Linked DNA regions of Homo sapiens: region 2 is linked to region 1. A link is an interaction called in ENCODE POLR2A ChIA-PET data of the cell type or tissue named here. Cell type or tissue: MCF 10A. All regions are shown on one strand. Links, peaks and the distances in the headings refer to the core of each region. The heading gives the core; the rest is flanking DNA.

Evidence for each region. ChIA-PET counts read pairs that join two places held together with the same protein. Peaks named below come from ENCODE experiments on the same cell type or tissue, not always from the same donor. Only the 100,000 strongest peaks of a DNase experiment are listed, where the experiment ranks them.
Region 2: POLR2A ChIA-PET joins it to region 1 with 5 read pairs; 1 of 35 experiments calls an interaction of 5 or more read pairs at or near these places.

What each region holds. Positions count from the first base shown.
Region 1 is chr1:16,946,614-16,951,917 of GRCh38, forward strand. CROCC (ciliary rootlet coiled-coil, rootletin) reads left to right here. Exons shown (of 37, transcript NM_014675.5): 17 at 148-378; 18 at 1,718-1,911; 19 at 2,186-2,313; 20 at 4,340-4,509. Among named protein-coding and RNA genes, the nearest start is that of CROCC, 27 kb to the left of the region's middle. In MCF 10A, for the core only: a CTCF peak has its summit at 1,099 (motif pointing left); DNase peaks (open chromatin) are centred at 2,068 and 2,597.
Region 2 is chr1:17,072,249-17,077,618 of GRCh38, forward strand. It overlaps PADI2 (peptidyl arginine deiminase 2), which reads right to left. Exons shown (of 16, transcript NM_007365.3): 12 at 3,431-3,575; 13 at 2,608-2,701. Among named protein-coding and RNA genes, the nearest start is that of SDHB, 21 kb to the left of the region's middle. In MCF 10A, for the core only: a CTCF peak has its summit at 3,358 (motif pointing left); a DNase peak (open chromatin) is centred at 3,353.

The sequences.
Region 1 (5,304 bases), core at 2-5,001:
CCCAGTGTCCCATACACCCAAGGGCACTGTCCCTCATTCCCTGGGAGCCTCCCCTGGGCTATTGTTGCTGGTGGGTGGGTGGAGGAGGCGTCCTGGTCCTGGGAGGGACGCCCTGCTCACGAGGCCCCACTCCTACCTGGCCTCCAGCTGGAGGAAGAAAAGTCCGCCCTGCAGGGCCGGCAACGGCAGGCAGAGCAGGAGGCCACAGTGGCGCGGGAAGAGCAGGAACGGCTAGAGGAGCTGCGGTTGGAGCAGGAGGTGGCGCGGCAGGGCCTGGAGGGCTCCCTACGAGTGGCGGAGCAGGCCCAGGAGGCATTGGAGCAGCAGCTCCCCACGCTGCGCCATGAGCGCAGCCAGCTGCAGGAGCAGCTAGCGCAGGTGGGCAAAGCTGTGTGTGGGGGTGGTGTGGAGAGCATGTGGGGCAGGCCGGGCTCCCAGCCCCCTGCATCCAGTCCTGGGTTAAGTCACAGGCACTGGAGCCTGCTTCTGGGTTAAATCCAGCCCCACTTCTGCTAGCTGGGGACCTTGGACAAGCTGCCCAATCTCCCATACCTCAGTTGCCCCATCTATAACATGGGGCCAGCCAGGCGCAGTGGCTCACGCCTATAATCCCAGCACTTTGGGAGGCCGAGGCGGGTGGATCACCTGAGGTCCGGAGATCAAGACCATCCTGGCTAACACGGTGAAACCCTATCTCTACAAAAAATTAGCTGGGCGTGGTGGCACGCGCCTGTAGTCCCAGCTACTTGGGAGGCTGAGGCAGGAGAATCGCTTGAACCCAGGAGGCAGAGGTTGCAGTGAGCCAAGATCATGCCACTGCACTCCAGCCTGGGCAACAGAGCAAGACTCCGTCTCAATAATAATAATAATAATAATAATAATAATAATGATACAGATTAATAATAGGTGGAGACTTTTTAGAATTGGAATCTTAGACTTTTGGGAACATCACATCTGGAAGAGACCTTAATGTTTCAGGGATCCAGGGACCTTCATGCAAGGTCTATCCTGGAGCGCCTAGGTTTCTGGGAGGGGCCTCTAGAGGATGGGGTAGGGGGTGCAGGAAGCAGGGTGCAGGTCTCCACCTTGAGGCCTGCCGAGCAGCTGCACTTGGGTCTGGTTTATATATTCAGCTTCTCTGCAAGTTTAGAGTAATACAAGGGTTCTGTTACTCCCAGAGCTGAGTGAGGGCCCTCATTTTTTTTGTTTCATTTTGTTTTGTTTTTGTTGTTGTTTTTTTTTCCAGACAGAGTCTTGCTCTGTTGCCCAGGCTGGAATGCAGTGGCACGATCTGGGCTCACTGCAACCTCCGCCTCCAGGGTTTAAGCTGTTCGCCTGCCTCAGCGTCCCAAGTAGCAGGGACTACAGGCGTGCACCACCACGCCCGGCTAATTTTTGTATTTTTAGTAGAGACAGGGTTTCACCCCGTTGGCCAGGCTGGTCTTGAACTCCTGACCTCAAGTGATCCACCTGCCAAAGTGCTGGGATTATAGGCACGCACCACCGTACCTGGCTGGGCCCTGGTTTTTGTACACACGTGCATTGCAGATCTAGAGAAGGTCATGACTTGCCCAAGTACATGTAGCACATCAGGGCAGACCCTGGGCTCAAACCCAGGCCTTCTGCCAGGACTGGGTTAGGCCCAGAGTTGGGGTGCTGCACGATGAACAAGCTGGGGGACGCTGGGAGTGCTACTCAGTCTCTGGGTGGGGGCCAGCTCTCCCGGCAGCTGAGCGGGCGGGAGCAGGAGCTGGAGCAGGCCCGGCGGGAGGCCCAGCGGCAAGTGGAGGCGCTGGAGCGAGCGGCCCGTGAGAAGGAGGCGCTAGCCAAGGAGCACGCTGGCCTGGCTGTGCAGCTGGTGGCTGCGGAGCGTGAAGGCAGGACCCTGTCAGAGGAGGCCACACGCCTGCGGTAAGGCCTTGGGCTCTGCCCAACCCGCCCTGGGGGGTCCTCCTGGGGCCACACCATGACCAGCCACACGCAGGCACGGGCCCCCAGGGGCAGTTACTAAGGAGTCTGGCTTGCCGACTCGTCCTAGCTGTGGCTCAGGCTTCCCCAGGGAGTGTGGGCCTGGCCAGGCAGGTAGATTGGCACTTGGCCCATGCCTGGCCACTCCCTGAGATCCACAGTTTCCTGGGGCCAGGGAGGCTGAGTCCCAGGGCCTCAGGGACTGTATGTGCTGCAGCTTGGAGAAGGAAGCCCTGGAGGGCAGCCTGTTTGAGGTGCAACGGCAGCTGGCCCAGCTTGAGGCCCGCCGGGAGCAGCTGGAAGCCGAGGGGCAGGCCCTGCTGCTGGCCAAGGAGACCCTGACTGGTACGAGGGGCTGGGGACTTGGGGGGAACACCAGGTTCCAGCCCAGACTGCAGCCTCCCAAGGTCTGGGGTCTCACAGAAGTTGGGAGCACTGGAGTAGGAGTCTGGCTGGCCTGGGTTCCAGTCCTGTGCCACCACTTAGATCTCACCTTCCCTTGAGCAAGCCCCTTTCCTCTCTGGGCTGCAGATTCCTCAGCTGATGATTGGAGGTGGCAATGCCCACCTTCTAAGCCTGTTGCCAGGATGACGTGGGAAAAGCGTGTAAGGCCGTGGCACGGTGCCTGGCTGAGTCAACAGTAACTGCCGTTCATCGGTCATCAGGCCTGTTAGTCTGAGTTCTCTGTGCTTTTCAGATGACTCTCTTGGCCCCAGAATCCCAGCCCCACTTCCCTGCACCGTTCCCATCCAGTCTCTGAACTCAGGGCTTCTTTCTGCTCACCTAACATTAACTAAGCACCTACTTGGGTCATGGAAATTAATTTTCCTGTCCATGTACACCTGAGCCAGACAGAACCAGGAAGGGAAATGCTGGTGGGTTTCCAACCCGGGAGATGGTTTTTAGATGGTAGCTATACCATTTCCATTCCCTGTAGTCATTTCCATTAATATAAATAGTTAACGTTTGACGGGTATGTTCATGTCAGTCATTAAAGGAGATGCTTTATGTGTAGCTGTGCAGCTGTGGGAAGTTGCTGCTGATCTCTGAGCCTCCATTTCATCATCTGTTAAATGGGGATGAGGATAAACTACATAGGCATGTTATGAAGACAAAATGAGGTTATGTCTAAAATACTTAGCTGGGCGCTTGACCCATAGTAAGTGCTCAGTCAGGAATAGGGTTGTTTTTTGTTTGTTTGTTTTGAGACAGAGTTTCACTCTTGTTGCCCAGGCGGGAGTGCAATGGCACTATCTCGGCTCACCTCAACCTCTGCCTTCTGGGTTCAAGCGATTCTCCTGCCTCAGCCTCCCAAGTAGCTGGGATTACAGGCATGCATCACCATGCCTGGCTAATTTTATATTTTTAGTAGAGACGGGGTTTCGCCATGTTGGTCAAGCTGGTCTCGAACTCTTGACCTCAGGTGATCCACCCGCTTTGGCCTCCCAAACTGCTGGGATTACAGGCATGAGCCATCACGCCCAGCCTGTTTGTTTTTTGAGACAGAGTCTCACTCTTGTTGCCCAGGCTGGAGTGCAATGGTGCGATCTCGGCTCACTGCAACTTCTGCCTCCTGCATTCAAGCGATTCTCCTGCCTCAGCCTCCCAAGTAGCTGGGACTACATATGCCCGCCACCATGCCTGGCTAATTTTTGTATTTTTGGTATAGACAGGGTTTCGCTGTGTTGGCCAGGCTGGTCTCAAACTCCTGACCTAAGGTGACCTACCTGACCCAGCCTCCCAGAGTGCTGGATTACAGGCATGAGCCACTGCGCCCGGCCTATTTGTTTTTTTGAGGCAGAGTCTCACTCTTGTTGCCCAGGCTGGAGTGCAGTGGTGCAATCTCAGCTCACTGCAACTTCTGCCTCTTGGGTTCAAGCGATTCTCCTGCCTCAGCCTCCCTGAGGCTGGGACTACATACGCCTGCCACCACGCCTGGCTAATTGTTGTATTTTTAGTAGAGACAGGGTTTCACCATGTTGGCCAGGTTGGTCTTGAACTCCTGACCTAAGGTGATCCACCTGCCCCAGCTTCCCAAAGTGCTGGGATTACAGGCGTGAGCCAAGGCACCTGACCTAGGGTTGTTATATGTTTGACATCCGTCCCATTTGGGAGGCCTTCTCATCAGTCATTTTATGCCTTTAATGCCATTCTAGGTAGGCAGGAAAGGGGTCAGGGCCAGTGGGCCCATGTAGCATATAGGGAAACTGAGGCCCAGAGAGGGCAAGCCACTTCAAGAGGACCCAAACTAGATGCCAGGCAGGCCCTCTGCCTCTGGGATTTTGCCCATGTGGCTCACCTGGCCTAAGTCTGCTGGCCCAAGGAAAAGTTTCAACCCAACCCTGCCCTTTCCCCCATTCCTCTCGTGCAGGGGAGTTGGCGGGCCTGCGGCAGCAAATAATAGCTACACAGGAGAAAGCCAGTCTAGACAAGGAGCTGATGGCCCAGAAGCTGGTGCAGGCTGAGCGGGAGGCCCAGGCCTCTCTGCGGGAGCAGCGGGCAGCTCACGAGGAGGACTTACAGCGACTCCAGCGTGAAAAGGTTCAGGCAGCTGGGGAGGGGTGGGCAGGACTCTGAGCCAGTGTTTCATCATCGTTCTTGCTCTGCCTCGGTCTCTACATCTGTGAAATGGGACTTCCTCTCTGTTGTGGAGGTCCTGGGGACAGCTAGGAGGACTGGGGGGATGGGGAGGTTGTGGTTCTTATTAGACATGCAGATTCCCAGGTCCCAAATCTGGTCCAGCCCTGGTAATCCTGATGCAGAGGGTCCACAACCACATTTGGGAAATACTGACCTAATGTACAGCAGGAAAGCACTTTCATTTGCTAAGAAGTACTGTTTGCATATGAAGAGCCACTCAGACCTCAGCATATAGAAAGGCAAGGGGCCAGGGAAGTTACTAGAACACTGACTCTGGGTTTGAATTGCCTGGGTTTGAATCGAATCTTGGTCGCTTACTGGTGATGCTACCCAAGGTGTCCGTGCCTTCATTTCCCCACCTGTAGAAATAGGGATAGGATAGTGAAAGGTATTGAAGATGAGCTGAGACCATCTGCATAGAGGGCTTAGCATAGTGACTGGTACTTAGCAAATGCTCCATAAGTTATGATTGCTGGCACTGACATGCTCTCCAGAGTGGCCCTCGGGACAGGGGCCCTCAGCCACCAAATCCTAGACAGGGCTGCCTCTGACAGAGGTGCAGGCTATGACTGCATGGCTCCAGGGCATGCCACTCACCCTGCAGTACCCCTGGCCTTGGGTGGTTGTTACCACGCTTCTCCAGGAGGTGGCGGTAAAGCTCTTTTTTTTTTTTCTTTTTTCTTTTTTTGAGACGGA
Region 2 (5,370 bases), core at 241-5,240, 130 kb after region 1:
GAGACTGCTGGTCCATTGCACTTCCCAGGTTTATAACTGGACAGCAGTAAAGATGCCCAGCTACAAGCCGGATGTAATCTTTGAGGCTTAGGGACTCAGAAGGGAGGGTCCAGGTAGAAACAGAAAACTTTAGGGATCTGTGATTTTCTAAAACTGATCCAAGTTCAGGAGATAGATTGATATAAGCATTTTTCTGGAGGGCAAGTCTGTAGTTTTTATCATCTTTTAAAGGGATGTGTTTTCCCCAAACATTGTGGGCTCTGGTCCAGCGGAGATCTTGGCTCTTTGGCATTGCCTGGTTCACCTTCCTCCCCAGGTCTCCTATGTGCTTCTACTCTCTGCTGACTGCACATCCGCGCATCCTCTCTCTGTCTGTCCCAATTACATGAATGTCTAAGTCCAGGAGATAATGTTTCACTCCTGAACTGACAATGACGATGCCTGACCATGCCTTCTGTCCATCAAAGTCCAGTTTTCTTCCTGTCCCCAAACTGTATTCTATCTATTTTCTCTCTATCTCTCTTTCTAAAATACAAAGAGAAATCTGGGGCACTGCTTGCCCCTATTTGTACAAAAATAATGGTCCCTATATCCTATGGGTAGTTTTTGAGGGTATGTTTAATATTAGAGAGGAAGCCTCCAGGAAGTCAGGACTCAAGCTTGCCAATCCAAGAACAAACTTCCCATCAGTGGGGAATTTAAAAAGGGTGGTGGTGTTAAATTGGTCTTGTCTGTCCTAGACACCAGTGACAGTCAGGAACACTGTCTTTGGATCTGAGGGGCAGTCATGTAAGTATCAACCAGCTGCGGGAACTCAGGCTTTCAGGCATGAGATATATTATGGATACCAACCTGAAAAGTGACAAAAGTAATTTAAGAAAAAAATAGGCCGAGCATGGTGGCTCACGCCTGTAATCCCAGCACTTTGGGAGGCCGAGGCGGGTGGTTCATGAGGTCAGGAGATTGAGACCATCCCGGCTAACATGGTGAAACCCCACCTCTACTAAAAATACAAAAAATTAGCCGGGCGTGGTGGCGGGCGCCTGTAATCCCAGCTACTGGGGAGGCTGAGGCAGGAGAATGGCTTGAACCTGGGAGGCGGAGCTTGCAGTGAGCCGAGATGGCACCACTGCACTCCAGCCTGGACGACAGAGTGAGACTGTGTCTCAAAAAAAAAAAAAAAAAGTATAACGGATATAGAGAGTGCTGATGGTTAGTCAGCATTGTAGATGTATTTAATGTCCCGGAACTGTGTCCTTACAAGTGGTTAAAATAACAAATGTGTTAGATTAGGTATATTTTATCACAATAAAAAACATGTTGGACATAAGGATGGCAATGGCAAACACTGGGGACTATTAGAGTGGGGAGGGAGAGAGGAGGGAAAGAGTTGAATGACTAACTGTTGTCTACTATGCTCAGTACCTGCGTGATGGGATCATTCATACCCCAAATCACACAATACACCCAGGTAACAAACCTGCACATGTACCCCCTAAATCTAAAATAGAAGTTGAAAAAGAAAAAAAAGAAGTATGAGGAATTGGCATGGTGTCTCTAACCTGGCTGGTTGTCTCCACCTGATCATCTTTCCCTCTTTCCGTGATTAATTCAAATGCAAACCTCATCCCGACTATGTCTGTCCCAATTATGTGAATGTCTAAACGTAGAAGATAATGTCTCACTTCTGGACTGACAACCACGATGTCTGACCATGCCTTTTGCCCACTAAAGTCCACTTTTCTTCCTGTCCCTAAATTGTATTGCATCTATTTTCTATCTCTCTTTCTAAAATACAAGCTCCTTGAATGCAGATTGCACATCAGTTTCCTTTTCTTTTTCAAAATTTTTATTATAGAGAGGCTGGGTGTGGTGGCTCATGCCTGTAATCCCAGCACTTTGGGAGGCTGAGGCGGGTGGATCACCTGAGGACAGGAGTTCAAGACCAGCCTGACCAACATGGTGAAGCCCAGTTTCTACTAAATAAAAAAAAATTAGCTGGGCATAGTGGTGCCTGCCTGTAATCCCAGCTACTTGGGAGGCTGAGGCAGGAGAATCGCTTGAACCTGGGAGGCGGAGGTTGTAGTGAGCCAAGATTTCACCATTGCACTCCAGCCTGGGCAATAAGAGCGAAACTCTGTCTCAAAAAAAAAAAAAAAAAGTATTATAAAAATGGGGCTCTCACTATGTTGCCCAGATTGGTCTCGAACTCCTGGACTCAAGTGATCCTCTTTCTTCAGCCTCCAAAGGTGTTGGAATTGTAGGCATGAGCCACCAGACCCAGCTGCATGTCAGTTTTCAACCATTTAACCCTCCACTGGGTCTGGTGCCATTTAAAGTATACGCTAGGGCTTGAAGATGCGCTATGCACTGCTGGTGACACTAAGGAGCTGTGGGCAGCTCACAGTCCACCCAGCCACAGCAAGGGTCACAGGAGGCCAGAGGTGCTTCCCAGCATGGCGACCTCACAAACCCCCGATCGGGCCAGACACCCAGGGAAGTGGAGCTGGGTGCTCAGGGACAAAGTGCTTATCTGCCCCACCCTCCCGAGGGTCTCTCTGGGGCCTCCAGCTCGCCACTTCCTGTCAAGGCCCTGTGGCCACTCACCTTTGAACATGATGGCCTCTCCATGGCCGTCCTTCTGCTTCTCTCGGAAGAGCTTGTAGCAGGCCGAGGTGCTGGCCATGAGTAGCAGGAATTTCTGCAAGAGACAGTCCAGAGGGACAGAGTCAGCAGTGGGAAGGCACCCAAGGAGCACGGGGAGGCCCTGCGCTGAGGACCCAGTGCCTTGCCTGCTCATTGCCTCAGGCCTCCCATGCCGAGTGGCAAAGGCTGACGGGGAGGGTGTTCTCTGCTTCAGAGGAATATTTCTCACCTTTCCTCTACCTCAGCAATGTCACCAGATCAAGGCTCAGAGTCAAAGGTGGACTTGGACAGGACATCTCCAAGTTGCCAAGCAGCCACACAATTTGCAGAGAATTTCCAGGGTATGAAGTTGTACCCATAAGAAAATGAAAGAACCTCTTTCCAGTGCCACAGGTGCATAACCTATTTCTCTCTAGAGCATTACCACCAACACAATAGCCACTAGCCTTATGTGACTATTGAACACTTGAGCTGTGGCTAGTCTGAATTTAGGTGTGTCATGTGAGTAAAATCTTTGCCAGATTTTGAAGATTTAGTATGAGAAAAGAATTTAAATCTCTCGTTAATAATTTTTAGGCTGATTATGTGTTGCAATGCTAACATTTTGGATTTATGGGGTTAAAATTTTACCTGCCACAGCAACAACATGCAAACCAGCTTCAGCCTACTTCCTCCTTCCTTTATGCTGTCGAGTTCCTCTAGCTCTTGCCCTCTGCTGGCAGGGGCGGGTAATATATTGGTTTGCTGCTACCCCATTCACTCCAGCCTCGGGAGGCTAGCTTACCTTTGTGCCGGGGATGGGGACAAAGGACATGAACTCATCCACGTGGCCCACAGTCAGCCAGTCTGAGTAGAGCTCCACGGGCGCCTGCACCTGCTGGGCCTTCAGGAAGTCACGCACCACCTTGGTCATCCTCCGACCACCAGACCTGGAGAAGGGAGGAAGAGGAGTTTCAGCAAATTACCCACCGCACCAGAGGGCCTGCAAGAGGAGTTTGGTCTCTGGGACCCACCTCGGACCCAGAGTGACATCAGCAGAGAAGTCCCAGGAAGGAGACTAGGTTGGGTTAAGAGACCCTGGCGCAGGCAGTAAGGCGTTTGAGTCCCAGGGGAAAGAGTAGGTGTGAGTTGCAGCTGCGGCCTGTGTGAAGGGCAGGGAGCCCAGGCTTCAGCCCTTGAGGGTGCCAGTGAGTGTGCAGAGGCTACCTTTTGTGTGCGGGAGTCCCACCTGGCCTGCTGGACGGGGCTAGGGCACAGGAGGGCTCCAAAATCTGCCCTCATCCATGTGCCTCTTTGCTACATTAACTTCTACTTACTTTAATCTTTTTTTTTTCCCCCGAGATGGAGTCTTGCTATGTTGCCCAGGCTGGAGTAGAGTGGCATGATCTTGGTTCACTGCAACCTCTGCCTCCCGGGTTCAAGCAATTCTCCTGCCTCAGCATCCTGAGTAGCTGGGACTACAGGCGTGTGCCACCACGCCCGGCTAATTTTTGCATTTTTAGTAGAGACAGGGTTTCACCATGTTGGCCAAGCTGGTCTTGAACTCCTGACCTCATGATCCGCCCTCCTTGGCCTCCCAAACTGCTGGGATTACAGGTGTGAGCCACTGTGCCTGGACTTACTTTAATCTTTAATCAGTTCAAGAGAAACCTCCTCCAGGAAGCCCTTCCTCATTTCTTTTTTTGTGTGTGTTTGTTTTTTGTATTTTGAGACAGAGTCTAACTCTGTCACCAGTGCAGTGGCATGATCTCAGCTCACTGCAATATCTCCCTCCCTGGTTCAAGCGATCCTCCTTCCTCAGCCTCCCAAGTAGCTGGGACTACAGGTGCCCACCACCCCGCCCAGCTAATTTTTTTGCATTTTTAGTAGAGATGGGGTTTTACCATGTCGGCCAGGATGGTCTCGATCTCTTGACTTCGTGATCTGCCCACCTCAGCTTTCCAAAGTGCTGGGATTACAGGTGTGAGCCACCGCTCCCGGCCAGCCCTTCCTCATTTCTAGACCCCCCAAGGTCTGCAATCTCTCCATTATCCTCCGAAGATAACCCTAGCTCCTTAGGGTGGCCAACAAATTCCTTTCTGATCTGGCTCCTGGCCAGCCCTCCTCCCTCGCTTCCCTCCCTTCCCCCGGTTCTGTCTGCTCCAGCCACCTGCTACACTTGCTATCCCTTGGGGCTTTTCCCTTTGCTGTTCCTTCTGTATGGAATGCGCTTCCTTTACAATCTCCTGATGGCTGCCTACTTCTTAACATCCAAGCCTCAACTCTAGTCACATCTTCAAAAAAACAACAGCTAAGGCACCCCTGTCCCCAGGAATGTTTTATCATGTCACCCTGTTTTATCTTCTCCATTGCATGTATCAGCATTCAGAATTATCTAATTGATTTACTTGATTCCATGTTTATTTTCTGTACTGCCCTTACCCAACTATAAACTCCCGGAGAGCTGGGACTTCATCTGTTCTGGTCACCGCTGTATCCCCAGAGCCTAGAATAGTGCCTGGCACAGAGTAGTTTCTCAATAAATATTTGTCTTTAAGGGCCGCCCCTGAGCTCCTCGAGGGGGTTCAGGGCCACTCCCTGGGCTGACCTGACTCCCTGTTATTCTTTCTATCGTTGCAAGTCCCTCCATTTCATCAGGGTCTATTTGCATGCCTGAGACCTCTGCTATCTCCTTGAAGGCAGGGGCTGGGCTTCCTGTTTGGGACCCTGTGCCTGACACAGGGC